Linked DNA regions of Mus musculus: region 1 is linked to region 2. Evidence: chromatin loops called from intact Hi-C (ENCODE). Cell type or tissue: heart. All regions are shown on one strand.

The links. Peaks named below come from ENCODE experiments on the same cell type or tissue, not always from the same donor. Only the 100,000 strongest peaks of a DNase experiment are listed, where the experiment ranks them.
Region 1: a loop joins it to region 2, with 7 times the contacts of the local background. A loop is called at or near these places in 1 of 42 quality-filtered maps.

The regions. Positions count from the first base shown.
Region 1 is chr8:105,166,704-105,174,703 of GRCm38, reverse strand. It overlaps Cbfb (core binding factor beta), which reads right to left and starts at 4,030. Exons shown (of 6, transcript NM_001161458.1): 1 at 3,651-4,030; 2 at 3,312-3,398. The coding sequence starts at 3,728. It overlaps Gm22063 (a small nuclear RNA gene), which reads right to left and starts at 2,208; the gene lies at 2,102-2,208. In heart, no CTCF peak of the experiment used is centred here; DNase peaks (open chromatin) are centred at 3,173 and 4,163; H3K4me3 peaks cover 3,132 bases; H3K27ac peaks cover 2,024 bases.
Region 2 is chr8:105,294,101-105,302,100 of GRCm38, reverse strand. Exoc3l (exocyst complex component 3-like) reads left to right here and starts at 5,988. Exons shown (of 14, transcript NM_177788.5): 1 at 5,988-6,195; 2 at 6,395-6,475; 3 at 6,666-6,841; 4 at 6,917-7,136. The coding sequence starts at 6,442. It overlaps E2f4 (E2F transcription factor 4), which reads right to left and starts at 4,438. Exons shown (of 10, transcript NM_148952.1): 1 at 4,226-4,438; 2 at 3,711-3,820; 3 at 3,405-3,566; 4 at 3,062-3,105; 5 at 1,982-2,043; 6 at 1,485-1,782; 7 at 636-848. The coding sequence starts at 4,360. In heart, no CTCF peak of the experiment used is centred here; DNase peaks (open chromatin) are centred at 3,245, 4,430, 6,030, 6,700 and 1 weaker place; H3K4me3 peaks cover 4,983 bases; H3K27ac peaks cover 2,999 bases; H3K27me3 peaks cover 127 bases.

The sequences.
Region 1 (8,000 bases), 130 kb after region 2:
AGAAACCCTGTCTCGGGAAAAACCAAAAACAAACAAAAAAACCCGTAAGGTTCACTTCAGTACTGGGGTGCTCAGGAGAACAGGTAAAAATTAATTAAAAGATGAAAATCAAAGAGAAGGAAATGTGAAATTCCTTCCCAAGTACAAATAGTTAAAACTACTCAGCAAAGGGCCAATGATTAAGGTAAAGGTTCTTACAGCCAACTCTGATAACATAAATCCAAACTCTGGGACCCACATGGTGAAAGAAAGAAAGAAAGAAAGAAAGAAAGAAAGAAAGGAAGGAAGGAAGGAAGGAAGGAAGGAAGGAAGGAAGGAAGGAAGGAAGGAAGAAAGGAAGGGAGGAAGAAAAAAGAACAAAAGGTGACCCCCACCTATTCACCATGGCATACACTCTGCCCCCTCCACTAAATTAAAAAATACAATCCCTGTTGTGGAGCTAGTCCCAGTGGATACATCTACAAGGCATTCCTGCACCTAAGGCTTGGGGAACACTGAGGAAGCCAATGATGCTGAGGGCCAGAGGCTCAGGGAATTCTATGAGACTGTGTTGCCTAGTAATGTCAGAAGCTATACTCACAAAACCTCACCAACATGACGGTCTAACCGGAACTAAAGAAGGATGACACTGGACATGCCAAAGTGGCTGGGGACAAGCCCACGAGGACTCAACCCACACAAAAAAACCAAGGCAACCAAGGGAAGCTGGGAGTGGGAGAGGTAGTCTAGCTAGGGAAGAGCACACTGATGGGCTGTCCTGTGCCAGATGGCAAGTCTTGAAAACATACATAAAAGCAACAGTATATGGACTGAACACGTCCTATTTAGAAACATATATGCATATATGTATCAGAAAACAATGAAAGAAGAGACCGTGAATTTGAGGGAGAGTGAAGGGCATGTGGGAAAGCTTTCAGGAAAGAAAGGAAAGGGAGAAATGTAATAATATTATAATCTCAAAAAAGACTCCAAGTATGGAATGAAAACATGTTCTTCAGGAGGACAGCTGTGCAGACAAGGCTAGCCTGAGCTATAAAGTCATATTTTCGAGAAATAAAAAATAAAATGAAGAGACATATTTCCAAGTCAGCTTCAGAAAAGAAAAATAAGGAAAAGGGGGACAAGGCTTGGAGAGATGGCTCAATGGGTGAGGATGCTTGCTGACAGACTGACAGCTTCAATCCCTGGAATCTACATGGTAGGAGGGAACTGCTGTCTGACCACCATGTGTGCCCTGGCACACGTGCACACCCAAATACTAGACAGATTACCTAGAACCTCTTCTCAAAGAAAAAAAAAAGGAAAAATACAATTTGTAGGATCGAATATTTAGATGAGAGCCTCGAATGTCTAATTCATTCTCAAAGGAAATTTATGACGAATACAGCAAGCTGTAACACTGCTGTGTCACAACAACATTAAAATACAGCTGTTCAGACACACTGTGTCCTACGCCCAGTCTGTAATGCATGCACCAAACTCTGACAGGACACATAAACAAATGTGCCACTGCATTTAAGAAAGAAAGTCAACTCAGCCTGAGCATACAGCAAGTCATTATACTTTATCTTATCTTCTATACTTAACATTAGTGACATCCAGGAAACCCTTTACCGGTCATCCCACCCACCCACCTTTTGCTACACAAAGCAGGCCAAGGACGCCATCATCACTAAAGGGTGTTCTTCTACCGCTTAGGGCCAAAACTAAAAAGCATTCTTATGTTTTTTTGTTTTGAATCTCGTAACTAGAAATCAGGTATGGGTTGAAAGTGGTAGGCTCTCTTTTATGAAACACCTGAATGATTAAATATTCAATAGCTCTTGCTATATTTAATTATAGTGTTACCTCACTAGCAATTCAATTCCAACAGCCTTCATTTAAAATATTAAAACATCTTTAAAAATAAATCTGGTTTCAGTGACAAAAAGTTGTTCATTGTTTTTTTTTTTTTCCTTTCCATTTTTTATTAGGTATTTAGCTCATTTACATTTCCAATGCTATACCAAAAGTCCCCCATACCCACCCACCCCCACTCCCCTACCCGCCCACTCCCCCTTTTTGGCCCTGGCGTTCCCCTGTTCTGGGGCATATAAAGTTTAAAAATATGTAACGCTTCACGAATTTGCGTGTCATCCTTGCGCAGGGGCCATGCTAATCTTCTCTGTATCGTTCCAATTTTAGTATATGTGCTGCCGAAGCGAGCACAAGTTGTTCATTGTTATACGAACTACATCTCAATTAAAAAAAAAAGCGACATTCACCAACAGCCTTATACTGTTAACCTGTATTCAAATTGTACCTTTACTTAAAGTTTGGGCTAAGGCAATGGGTCTGTCACTTGAGCAAATATTAGGATTTCATTACACAGTGCTTCAGTTTAAAACAAAACAAAACAAAAACCACCCAACCAAAAAAAATCTCTTTCCTACAGTTCTTCTTTTCGTTGCTTCCTAACCAACACCTCTAAGGAGGATAACGAAGAGGCAAGAGAGGAACTAGATCACTTCGATATTTTTCAACCCAGGACTTGCCGAGTCCATAGCAGTCTTCAAATATAAAACAGGAACCTCTAGATGAACTATGGGATTTGTCTGTGTAGCACCAGGCAATTCTTTAGCAACTCCAATACTCAGACAGGCACATCGAGGTTAGAAAAAGGAAAATATAGATTTCTTTCGGATTCTTAACATTTTAAGAAAAGAAAATTGTTCATCCACTGGGGCCCTTTCTCTCGTCTCTCTCTTCTATTAGGACAGTCTCTCTCTTCTATTAGGACAACAGATAAGTGGAATAGATTTACTCTCGGCTGTACTGGGAGATAGCTTCTCATATAGATTTACCAATCTCGCTTCTCAGAAACAAGCCTATCGCTGATCCCCCTCCAATGATTCTTTACACGTAGGGCTGTATCCTTCCTACAAGCACCCCGATGTCTGGCGGAGGTCACAGCCTAGGCGACAACCTCCGCCAAGCTCCGGTTGGAGCTCCGCTCGGATTGCCGAGCCGGCACTAGGACACGCAAACCATCCCACGAACCGAACCATCGCGGCGGGCCAAGGAGAAGGCGGGTCCGCCCGAGGGCCGAGCCGAGCCGCCCCGCCAGCATCTGCCTCTTTCTTGCTTTTCGAATCCGGACTAAGGAAGTGAGCCTGCGCCCCCGGCTCAGTTCCGGGAGCCGCAGCGTCCGCGGCGCCGTCCGGAACACGCCCGGGGCCGCGCGCAACAAGTGACTGGCGCGCGCCTGGGTCCCCGCGGCCTCCCCGCGCGCACCGGGGGTAGGGTGGGGGGGTCCCTCCCCGGCGACTTACGATCTCCGAGCGACCGTCGCGGCAGGCGTTCTGGAAGCGTGTCTGGCGCTCCTCGTGGGGCCGGTCCCTGAAGCCCGTGTACTTAATCTGCAAGGCAGAGAGACGGCCCCGAAATCAGGAGTCAAATCCGCGGCGGCACCCGCCGGCCCGCCCGCCCGCTCCCCGCGGCTCCGATAAGGGCAAGCAGAGCCTGTGGGCGGACTGCTTGCCGGGGCGAGATTCCCCCTCGGCCGGCGCGCCGTCCCGGGGGCTTCCCGGCAACCGAGCCGCTCAAACTTTTCTCCTCCCCGGGCCCACTCGGGGCGCGCCGAGGCCTCCGCGCCTCCCCAACCGCCTCACCTCGCACTCGCGGCTCAGCTTCCTGAAGAACTCCTCGTTCTCGAACTTGCTCCTCTGGTCCGGGACGACGCGCGGCATCTTCCCGCCCTCAGGCCGCGCCGGCCGGCCGCGCTCCCCAGGCTCGCGCGGGCACCCGCTGGCGGGCTCCGGTGCTGACCGCCTTGACCGCCCACCCGCGGCACCCGGACTCCCGCTTCTCTTTGTTTCAGGAGCCCGCCCGCGTGGCCTCCCGCTCCAGGGAGGCTGAGGTGCGGCCGTGTGCTTGGAGCCCAACCCACGCTACCGCCGCCCGCCTCAGCCGTTGCCGGCCGTCCTCCCTCCCGCCCGCCCGCGCAGACACAGCTTCCAGCCTCCCCCGGCTGCGGCCGCCACTTCCTCTCGCCGCCCTCCTCGCTCTCCCGCCCCGCGCCGGCCCCACCCCTCCTCCTCCTCCTTCTCCTCCTCGCGCGCCCGCCCGCCTCAAACTCTAGCAAACAAGACGCACCATTCACAACTCCACGACCCGCGCCGCGCATGCGCCACCCACCCGCTTGCGGGGCCGCTGGGTTGCAGTGAAACCCTGCTCCTTCCTCAGCACTTCCCCTTGCCTGTCCGCGGGCTTCTCTGCGAACAACCCGCCCAGAAGGGATCCGCCCCTCTCTTAGCAACTAGAAGCGGACCCGCAGACCTTTTTTTTTTTTTTTTTGGCCCTTTGTGAGCGATCTGGAACTTCTTGGCTCCCCAGCCAGCCACGCAGAGTCACCCCCAGAAGGGCCACTTGAATTCAAGGAAACCTAAATCTTAGAGGACTTTGCATACAGGGAGGGATGTGGACTGTGCACTGAAAGGTGGAAGTAAGCATCTAACCAAATCATGGTGTAAAAAGGTGGTGGCTATTGAAACGGGGTTGGCCTTAGGATTCCGTGTAGCTCTGCCTGCAGACAAGGTTTAGACAAGTACCAGACCAGTAAGTCTCAGATTAGTAATTTCTAAAATGCACACTCATAAGTTCATGGCGTTAGTAGGAGAGTGTTTATGTAGATCTAGCACATCATTTAAAGGAAAACTATCTTAATTATATGTAACCGGTTGCCAGTCCATATTTTTACCCAAATGTGCAATCAAACAAGAAAAAAAAAAAAAAATCCAAGATCTGCAAGTTCTAGAGAACTTACCAGAGCAGAAGAAAACCAGACTCGGGGTTTGCAGCAGAGCTTGAGCTAAAGCTGACCCTCAATAAACTCTGATCCTTAAAAATCGCAGTTTGTTAAAAGTTCAGTTCAAGGATGGCAGGTAAGTGCCAACTCTTGGCAGCAGCTGGCCAGATGCTAAGGATTGTGAAAAGATACTCATAAGTCACTGGAATCAGTTCTGAGGTCAGTTGTTAATGCCTGCTTGAATACAGATTTTGGCAGAATTTCACTGCTAGTCCAGCCCAATCTCATTTATTAGATAGGGACCTAAACGTGGGTAAGGAACTGTCCTAGTTTGCCATAGACAGCTCTCATTTTTAGCAATGACCTCCCCCCGCCCCCCAAGCCTTCTGAAGCTGCTCAGTCCCTAACAAACTAGGAGGGTTAATCATCTTAACTGAAGTCTGGAGAGTTGATTACCCAAAATTAAAGGTTTGTTGGTGGGAGTGGTGTGTGTGTGTGTGTGTGTGTGTGTGTGTGTGTGTGTGTGTTTTGAGTAAAACATACTGCCATGATAAAACACCATGTCCAAGGCACGTTATAAGAAGAGTTTGTGTGAGCTTACCACTCCAGAGGGTTAGAATCCCTGAACGGTGGAGCATGGTGACAGAGGCAGGAAACTGAGGGCTCACATCTTTAATCAGAAAGCAGAATAAGATTTAGGAATGCCAGTGGCTTTGAAACCTCAAAGATGGCCCTGGGGACACATTTCCTCCAGCAAGGCCACACCTCAACAGTGCCATCACAGGGGATTAAGTATTCTAACATCTGAGCCTACGGGAGGGCCATTTCTCACTCAAACCACCACAGTCTAGGCGGTGCAGTTCAAACCCAGGGATTCACCTCATCAAGCGCTTTACCACTGAGCTGCAGTCCCAGCCTTCATGGTCAGGGGTTTTAGCAGTGAAATTTGTAAGCAGCACGTACTTACAGTGCCAGCGACTTTGGCCACCGAGGTGGGAAGATTTCTTGAGCCGAGGACCTGTGCCAAAAAAGAGAATCAAAAAAGGAGGAAGGAGGTGATTAGGTTGATGGTTTTAAAAGACATACTCCTTCCATTAGCAAATATGGAATTATCTCCTTCTTGGGGCAGGCACCCTCCATCCCACCCCAAGCCTATAGAACAGATTAGGTGCATGAATGGATGCCAACAACTTCTATCGATGGATCTTCAGCTATTTTACCATCTTTTCACTTAGTCATTCATTTATTTATCTATTATTTTTGGTTTTTTGAGACAGGGTTTCCTCTGTGTAATGCTAGCTGTCCTGGAATTTACTCTGTCCACCAGGCTGGCCTGGAACTCAGGGACCCACCTGCCTCTGCCTCCCAAGTGCTGGGACTAAAGGTGTGTACCACCACTGCATGGCTTCATTTATTTATTTATTTTTAATGTTTGTGTATATGTGTGCCCGTGCATGCACACACACGGGTATAGTGTTTGTATGCGGGCACACATGCAGTGGCTTGTATGGAGAGTTCAGAGGACGACTTTGTGGAGTCAGTTGTCTCTTGCCACCTTAACTCCCAGGAATTGAACTCAGGTCATCGGGCTCTCACACAGCAAGCTCTCTTTAGCTTGCTCAGCTCTCTTGCCAGCCCTGCTCAGCCCTGTTTCAATTTCAAGGGACAGAAACCCTATTCCAACAAACTTAAAACTGAAAGAGGTCACCTATTTCAAATAAACAAACCAAAGACAGACAGGCACAAATGAACATCACCCAGACTGTAAGAACCCACTTCTGTTTCTCCTTTCCCTTCACTCTTAATTCTCAAAGGCTCTCTTAGTCACCTAATCTGTTTCCTGGCAAACGCTAGCATCAGCCATTCTTCAGCTTCTTGAAAATTATTACGGGAAGGACTTTGATTGCTCGTCCTAGGTTCACATAGCTTCCCTTCTGTAAAATGTCCAGACAGACGTACTGATATAATCTACCAGTTTACATTATCTCACCATCCATCAGGGGTTAAAGGCCTGTGATCCGCAGCAACAGAGGCAGTTTGATGAACTGAGAGAGAAAAGCCTTTTTCCCCCAGAGAGGGAATGAATGAAAATGTGGTATGGGCCCACTGAGTGGTCTGTATCAGCTCTCTCTAGCAAAAGATACAATTTTTTGTTTATATATTTATCGTTTTCTGTGCGCTAATTGTTTCTCATATTGGAAATAAAAATTGAAGCTGGGAAGGATGACCCAGTCCTGTAATGCTAGACTGGTACTCGGAGACTGAGGCAAGAGAATGTCACATCTCAGACCAGCTTGGGCTGCTACACAGGGAGACTGTCCAACAACAACAACAACTCAATCAAATAAACAAAAAAAAAAAAAAAAAAAAAAAAAAAGAAAAGAAAAGAAAGAAAGAAAGGAAAATCAATCATTATTGTCCCCTGAGAGGAAAAATAGTCTCAAGAACAAGGGATCTGGAGGTAGATAGGGGTTACTTCAGGGGAACACAGAGCAGAGTATCCTGTCAGCTGAAGGGGGGTGGGGAGCAGCATCCTCAGGGAAATAAATGGCAAAATCTGCCCAGCAAACAGAGAATGAGCACAGCCTTTGGCAACTCCAGGGCACAGGGTAACCCACACTCACCATGGTCTGGCATCTGAGCGTCCTGGCCAGGAAAAGAAACAAGCTGTTGGCTGTAGGGGTTCTCCTCAGCTGACCTCAGCTGACCTCAGCTGACCTCGGTATGCCTTTTTGATTTTGATTTTGGTTTGTTTATTTGTCTTTTTTGTTTATTTTCAAAAATGGGATTTAAGAAAAAATTATAAAGGAAATTTTCATCCAGATGAGGTACATTCGGGCCTGCACTCCTGGCAGTCTGGTTGAGTATGGATTGATTCAGACTCTGCCCTGTGAAGTTTACTCAGATCCAGATCTAGAAGGTCTGAAGATAGGTCTTTGTGCTGCTCAGAAATACCCTTCCCATCGCTTGTCCCAGACACTCATAATTCCTTTGGAGCCTTGTTACCTGGAACCTTTCTGTCCTAAGCATCCAACTAGCTTAGACTCCCCTGAGCATCTCCCCACCTTTCTGTCTGGGTAGTCACTTCCTGGGACCCCGAGTCCGATCTCCAGTAGACGAACAGAAAGTATACACTAGAGATCCTGTGGGGAGACGGCTCAGTCAGGAGAGTGCTGGACACTAAAGCATGAAGACCTGTGCTAGATCCCTAGAT
Region 2 (8,000 bases):
GATGCCAGTGAGGTAGAAAAGCCAAGAGCTGACAGTAAAGACAAAGGAGGAAAGAGCATCAGCAGAGACCAAGAAAGCACCAGATCTCGACCTTAGAAACCTGCTGGGCCAGGCACTACACCAACAGCAGCAGAGCTACCCCACTGTGGTACGGCCTAATTTTAAAGGCATCCACACAAAGAAAGGAAAACAGGGGCTGGTGAGATGGCTCAGTGGGTAAGAGTACCCGACTGCTCTTCCAAAGGTCCAGTGTTCAAGTCCCAGCAACCACATGGTGGCTAACAACCATCCGTAACAAGATCTGACGCCCTCTTCTGGTGTGTCTGAAGACAGCTACAGTGTACTTACATATAATAAATAAATCTTTAAAAAAAAAAAAAAGGAAAACAGAAAGGTGAGGTGAATACAAAGAGTAGCAAATCTCAATTAGTGATGTTCCAAGTGGCAGCAGAGGGAAATGGAGTCCCAGGAAGGAGCAAGAGGCACCAGCACTGACCCTGAGATTAGACATCCTTCTCTGGCTGGCAGAGAGCTGAGCTTAGCAGGAAAGGAACTCCCAACTCCAAGTGTTTGATACAACAATGGGCTAGGGCTAGACTCTCCCTGCTAGCCCCCACCTCTCAGTAAGTACTCACCGCCTGTGGGGTCTGCTTTGATGGGCTCAAAGGAGGTAGAAGGGTTGGGTCCAGATGAACTGCTGCTGCTGCTACTGCTGCTGCTGCTGCTGCTGCTACTACTATCCAGCAGTGCAGAGGACTGCAGAGGCCGAGTGTCCAGTGCTGTCAGGCCCAGTGGGAGTGAGCTGACTTCACCACTGTCCTTGTTCTCAGTTCCAGGGCTACCACTCACTGCAACCACATCCCAAACCACACAGTCAGGAACTGGATTGTACAGCTGCCATAGGCTAGATCCTATGGCCAGGACAACCAGTGTGGTAACCAAACCGAAGGAGACTTAGACTAGTTACCAAGAAACATCTAGAAAAGATCACTATAGAACACAAGTCTTGGAGGAGGGAGACTCATGGGGTCACCAGGATCCGTCAGACACTGTCCAATTTGGGATAAACTGCCCTAGTAATGTTGCCTATAGAGTCAAAGCTTCCTTGTTAGAAAGGGCATATTCAGGGCTGGAGAGATGGCTCAGTGGTTAAGAGCACTGACTGCTCTTCCGGAGGTCCTGAGTTCAAATCCCAGCAACCACATGGTGGCTCACAACCATGCCCTCTTCTGATGTGTCTGAAGTCAGCTACAGTGTACTTATGTATAATAATAAATGAAAAGAGTAATTTAAAGGGGCACATTCACTGTGACACCAGGGAAAGCTCAGTGGGGACTCAAGGACTTCTAATTCTTAGCACAGCACGCCATCACACAGAAAGCTTCTTGTGGAGTCCAAAAAAAAAAAAAAACCAAAACCAACCAACCAAACAAACAAACAAAAACCAAAACACAAAACCCCATCACACCTTACCACTGTCTCACCTGCAATCTCAGATGTCTGGCATGCCACCTCTGAGACTTGAGTGCTGCCAAGGACAGGAGTGGGGGTAGTTAGCTGGGGGCTGCTTGGAGGAGAGGATTCTTGGGGTTGAGCTAAGGCAGGCTTGGGCAGAGGTGGAGGTGTAGAAACAGCAGGTGGACTCTGGAGTAGATCGTCAGGGGGAGGGACAGGCACAGCCACAGGTGGTGAACTCCAGGCCTCCTTGTTCACTAGCAGCACCTCGATAGGCCCACTCATGCTCTTTAAGTGAATCTGGTACTTCTTCTGGCCATTGAGACCCTGGGGACAAACAGAATTGTAAGCAGGCATGGCTCCTGCTTGCCTGGTTCAGAGCCAGACTGTCGTCCTCCTCATCTGCTAATCCACCTAGATAACCCCAAACTCCAGGCCTCCCCTACCTGCCCCACCCTGAACTTATCAAGCCTCACAGCCAGTATCCACCCTCGGCCGACACCGCCCTGCAGGGATAAGTACCTACCTCTGGGATGGGCACCTCTAGACTGGTGCCCGATGGCGCCCGGATGGCAAGGAGGGTATCTCCTAGAACGACAAGGAGAATGTGTCAGGGCCCATGAGCTCAATTAGAAAGCAAGTGTCTGTTCCTTTCCTGTCTTGTCTGGAGCAGGACTAGAAATCAGTCTCTAAGAGACTGGATATTAAGCCTCTACCTCCCTAGAGCACTGGGTACAGCAAAAATTCTTCTCTCCGCAAAACCTCATGCTCAGAAAATCTAGGTCCAAACACATTTCTTTCTTTCTTTCTTCTTTTTGAGGCAGGGTATTTTTGTGTAGCCTTGGCTGTCCTGGAACTTGCAATGTAGACAAGGTTAACCTCAAACTCAAAGATCTGTTCTCCTCTGCCTCCCAAGTACTGGGATTAAATGTACTATTATATTCTGGAACAAGTCACCAGCCACAGGTACCACCACCTCACTCTTCAAATGATGCTGATCCCTAGAAATAGATGTTCTGACCAAGTTTTTCCAAGATGCAAGATGGAATATAAGATAAAGAAACGAGGGCTGGAAAGATCGCCCAGCAGTTAAGAGCACTAAACTGCTCTTCAAATCCCAGCAACCACATGGTGGCTCACAACCATCCGTAATGAGATCTGACACTCCCTCTTCTGGAGTGTCTGAAGACAGCTACAGTGTACTTACATATTATAATAAATGAGTAAATCTTAAAAAAAAAAGGAACAATTCGTATATACATAGTGGGACTAAGTACAAATTAGAAACAGACACCACCGACCCCTACATACAAGTATGTAAGATTGTGCACACAAGTTACATGTACAAATTCTTTTTGTTCCTCTGTGCCACTATATTGCCCAAGAACCAAACTCAGAGAACACTGCTGATAAGGGCAAACCCAGGGACACACTGGGGACTCTTGTACCCTACAGAGTCCCAGTGACTTCCAAACTGACACCTGCTGCCTGTTTCTCTTTAAGTAGGCATCACGAACCTTCGAGAGCTGGAACTTCTTTTTGGACCATGGGTCCATGACTTAGCTCAGCCCCACCCCCCACCTCCCTCTACCCAGGCTCCGCTCACCAGCAAAGCATCTGCAGATGTCTTCATGAGTCACGTAGGCCAAGGTGTGGGGGTTAAGGAGAACAGCTGAGGCTTTTTTTTGTGCCAGATGGCAGACCACAGAAGAGACCCAATGTTTCAGCCTATGCCTTCCACACAGCCCTCAGAGGAAATTTCTGGAACCTGGGGTCCAGGTGGGTAAGGATCATGGGCTAAGGCTGGAAGAGACTGGAGCCTCCCGTCTGAATCTGACCAGGGGTTGCTGGAGCATTCTTTTAAGAGGTACAGGACCCAGAGCGCCACAGAGCAAAACCAGCTGAGCGCCCCTTGCCCACTCCCCGAGGCAGGGACTGGCAGAGGATATCAGCTGTTCTGGACGTCCTCAGTGACATTCCGGATGCTCTGCTGCACCCACACCTTGTGCTGGTCCAGTTCTTGCTCTCGTTGCTGCAGCTCCTCGATCTCTGCCTTGAGCTCAATCAGCTTGTCAGCGATCTCCCGGGTATTGCAACCTGGCCCGACGCCCCTGAACCATGGGATTGAGAGACTGAGCGTGGGATCCCTAAGATCTCTGGGTGCCAGACCCCAACTCTCTCCTATAAACATCACCATCCCCTCCCAACCCCAACACCCCTGACACTTCTGCCCTCCCCAAACAGCCCACACTCACTTCCACTGGATGCTGTTCTTGGATTTCTTCTCGATCAGACCGATGCCTTCCAGCACGTTGGTGATGTCGTAGATCCGCCGTTTCTGGCGCACAGCAAGAGTGTCGGCTGCCTGGCAGGTAGAACAGAATGGAGAATGGAGCCCCACTCTTAAAAAGTGTGCACCCTGAGATGTTTAGTCTGGAATGGGAGGTAGTCTTATGTCCCAACCCTGGCGTTCCTTCCAATCACTCCGCGAGTGTGTCGGGAAGAGTCTTGGCTTAGCTGTGTTCTGATGCTCGGCTCCCTGTCCTAGTCGCCAAGGGCCACGAGGGCCTGCACCTGCAGCCGGGACCCAGACAGAGCTGAGGCTTAATGGCTTCGGTGAATGGAAACAACCTCCCGCCTCTCTCATCAGGGTGAGAAAGCACACGGATGGCGGCCGGAGGACTCAGTGGGGCCGCCCCGCTGGCTTCCCGCTCCCGGTCCAGGCCTGGTGCCCCCATCTCCCCAGTCGCCCCCTCGGCCCGGAGCGCACCAGCTTGAGGTCAAGCACGCCGTCCTTGGCTTCCTGCAAGAGCGACACGAACTTGGTGGTGAGAAGTCCCAGACTCTTCTCGTGCCGGCTTGGAGTCCCCGGGGGCGGCGGCGCCTGTGGCCCGGCCTCCGCCATCGCGCCCGCCCGCCGCCTCCCCTCAGCCAGGCCAGGCGAGGCCGGCGGCGGCGCCACTTCCGCTTCCGTTCCTAGTCGCCGGGCCACCGGAGCTATCAAGGCTGCTTCCGCTTCCGTCTCGCGCCTTCCCAGGGTATCTGGTGCAACTCCCGTCTGCTGATCCGGACGCAAAACTCCGGGGGACCGTCGGCAAATGTATCATTAGCAAAGGAAACCAAAACAACTCCTTAGGGCAGCTAGGAAACCTGAAAAAATTGTATGGTAGGAAATGGAAGAAGTTAGTGAGCAGTACCGGCAGTTGAGAAGCGAGAACCACCCGACTCTTCCTTGCTAAGCTGCTTCTAGACTACTAACTGCCTGAACATTCCATCCAGGGAAGGGAAGCCATAAGCCACAAGCTTAGCCTATTTGCTTAAAACTTATTCTAAAGGCTTCCCTGATGTTCAGAGATAATTCCTGCTGTTCCTGTTACTTCCTGCCAAAACAGCAAGCACTAACAATAAATAGCTTGCATACTTCTATCTCTTATTTCGTTCCAGCATCATTTTTCGCTGGCCTCCATGCTACATACAGTTCACAGTGGCCAGGAGTCTTATTTCCAACCACTACTTAGTCCATGCAAAGGTGTTTGCCTGCGTGTGAATATAAGCAAAGCCTTTAAGGCATTTTCTGACACATGGGAAGAACTGTGTGTTTGCAAGTCTCATTTATTTTTGCAGTTTTTAAAGGTTTATATTATTATTATCATCATCATCATTATTATTATTGTGTGTGTATGTGTTTATGTTTGTCCACATGTGTGCAGGTGCTCAAGGAGGTTTAGAAGAGGGTGTCAGATCTCTGGGAGCTAGAGTTAACAGGCAGTTATTATTAGCTGCCGTGTAGGTGCTGGGAACTGAAGCCCTGTCCTCTGCAAGAGGAGCAAGTGCTCTGAGCCTCTGAGCCATCTTACCAGCTTGCAAGTCTTATTTATTTTTAACAGTGTTATCACTTATGGTTATGTCTTTATGACGGTCAGTCCCTCTAGGACACAAATTGCCTTCCCCAAATTGATTGATGATTCACACTTGTGAGAAAGCAGACTTCGGAAGCTCTAGTTATAATGGAGCCTGAAGTTGGGGTAGTCTTCCTGAGGTCTTAGCTGTCAACCCTTCTGACAGTAGGAAGTGAGGGTCTATTATGATGGGTGGATTTGGGTGGTGCTCCATTATATCTAGTGTCCTCCCTAGCTCCCCATCACTTACAGGAACAATGTAGCTTTTTGGATCCCTAACTGCCATCTCTCACTATTCTTTTGCCTCACCACATGTGATCTTTCCCCTACCAAGGCATATACCATCTGTGGTTCTCAGACTCGACTGCGGTTTGCTGAGGCTCTACCACATAGGGGGTCATCCTTCAAACCAGCTTGAGGCCAAATCAGCTTTAAATATGCATATGTGTTTCCGGAGTATTTAGAAGTCTAAGGTGGGCTGATCAAGACTTGGTGCTCACCGGGGGAGTCCACAGCTGCCCCCACCCAACAGGAAATGGCGCCCAGCGCTCCCCACCTCAATGCAGATGCTTTTCCTGTTGGGAATAAAGTGCCAGAGACTCAACTTCCTTCCTTTCTGCTTTGAAGGAGGGGCCTTGGGGGAGAAGTAGGGGTTTCTGGGCCGTGAAGTGGGAGAGAGGCTTCCTTGGGGAGAGGAATTTGGCTGCTGGTGCCAAAGGAGCTGGAGTCCCTCCGGTCCCGTGAGCAGTGAGGGTGTGCCCAGCTCTGCAGGAGCGAGAAGGCTACTCTCAAGGCCAAGGCCACTTGCAGAGGAGGGAGAACTGGACACCGGTCAGATCTGGTAAGTTCTGTACCAAACTATCCTGGGCGTTACAGAGCAGGAAAGGGGACTTACAGTTTTGCCTATTTGCATAGTCCAAGCCAGAGGACTGAGGCCTCCCAGGTATCCCCTTCTTACTTCCTGAAGGGGGTAGGCAAGGACCCTGCTCCTCTTTCTCAGCGGAGCCCAAGGAACATCCGCTCTGCCTGATCTCCTCCAGGCACTCGCTCCCACTCCTACCACATCGGCAGCAGCTCTAGGCAAACTATGGACAGCAAGATACAGCCCACACTTCGTCCTGGTATGAGCCTCGTTGGCTGGGCTTGGGGAAGGATGATGTCAAGACAAATGGGAATTAGTGGGGTTGGGTTTTCCCGTCAGGTCTAGCTAGAGCTCTATAGGATTGCCAAGAGTGGGGCTGTCCCGAGGAAACAGAAGAGCAGCAGGTGCGTTAGCCACAGGCCCTCCCTGACTGACACAACCAACCCCAGGATCTTCCTGCCCAAGGCCTGAGTGGCCAGAGCAGGAGAGGGCCGAACAGCTGGCTCGGGGTGCAGCACTCAAGTGGGCTTCAGGCATCTTCTACCGGCCAGAGCAGCTGACCAGGCTGGGCCAGTACCGAAGCCGTGAAATACAGCGTAACTATTCCCTGGAAGCAAGAATTAAGGTGGGTGAGGAGCAGGAGTGTTAGACTGGGCTGGAGGGCTGGCCAGGCCTTAGGAGCGGCTACCTCTCTCCACAGTCAGTGGTGCAGTCCTACCTGGAAGGTGTGCAGACTGGTGTGTGGCAGCTGACCCGAGCCCTCGAGGCTGTGCAGGGAACTCGTGAAGCTTTGAGCCAGGCCCATCACTTACTAAAGGGTTTGTCTCGGACCTCACAAACCCTGGAACCCCTGAGGGAATGTGTTGTCCAGCACAAACAACTTCAGATCCTGACTCGGTTGTTGCCAAGGCTACAAGCAGGTGAGTGGGGGCGGGGAAAGCGGAGGTGGAGAGCCCTGGACTTTAGCTTCTAAGAATCCACAAATCCCATTCTGATCAGCAGCTGGGGCACTAGGAAAGGGATTACATGGAGAGAGACACCAGGGACATCCCAGAGAATAATCCCAGCTTCAAAGAGTGTGAGAAATAGGCGCAGTCGCCTCATCCTGGGCTTCTCAGGCTTGGGATGTTAAAGTCAGCACGGGAATTCCATGAAGTGGCTATAGCCACAGTAGTTTACTTACTGAAAGAACGTTGGCTGTAGCTCTGGTAGAGCATGTGTTTAGTATGTGCAAGGCCCTAAATTCAATCTCAGGCATCACCCCAAATAACACATATATACAAAGTACAATACATACCTGCATCCATACATATATACATCAATGTACACACACATACATAACAATACATATGTAGTTATGTTTGTAAGTATTTCATAACAAGATTGGCAAATAGCAACCAGCATGGCCTTCCATTTATTTTGTCTGCCTGTAACATTTTTTTAAGATTTATTTATTTTTTATTTATACGAGCACACTGCAGCTGTCTTCAGATACACTAGAAAAGTGCATCGGATCCCATTACAGATGGCTGTGAGCCATCATGTGGTTGCTAGGGATTGAACTCAGGACCTCTGGCAGAACAGTCAGTGCTCTTAACGACGGGGCCATCTCTCCAGCCCTGTAACATTGTTTTTAAAGATTACTGTAAGTGAGTGTTTGAGTGCCTGGTACATGCAGGGGTCAGAAGAGGACTATGATGGCCTGGAACTAGAGTTACAATTGTGAGCTGCCACATGGGTGTTGGGAATCATAGCCAGTGCTCATAACCACTGAGCCATCCATC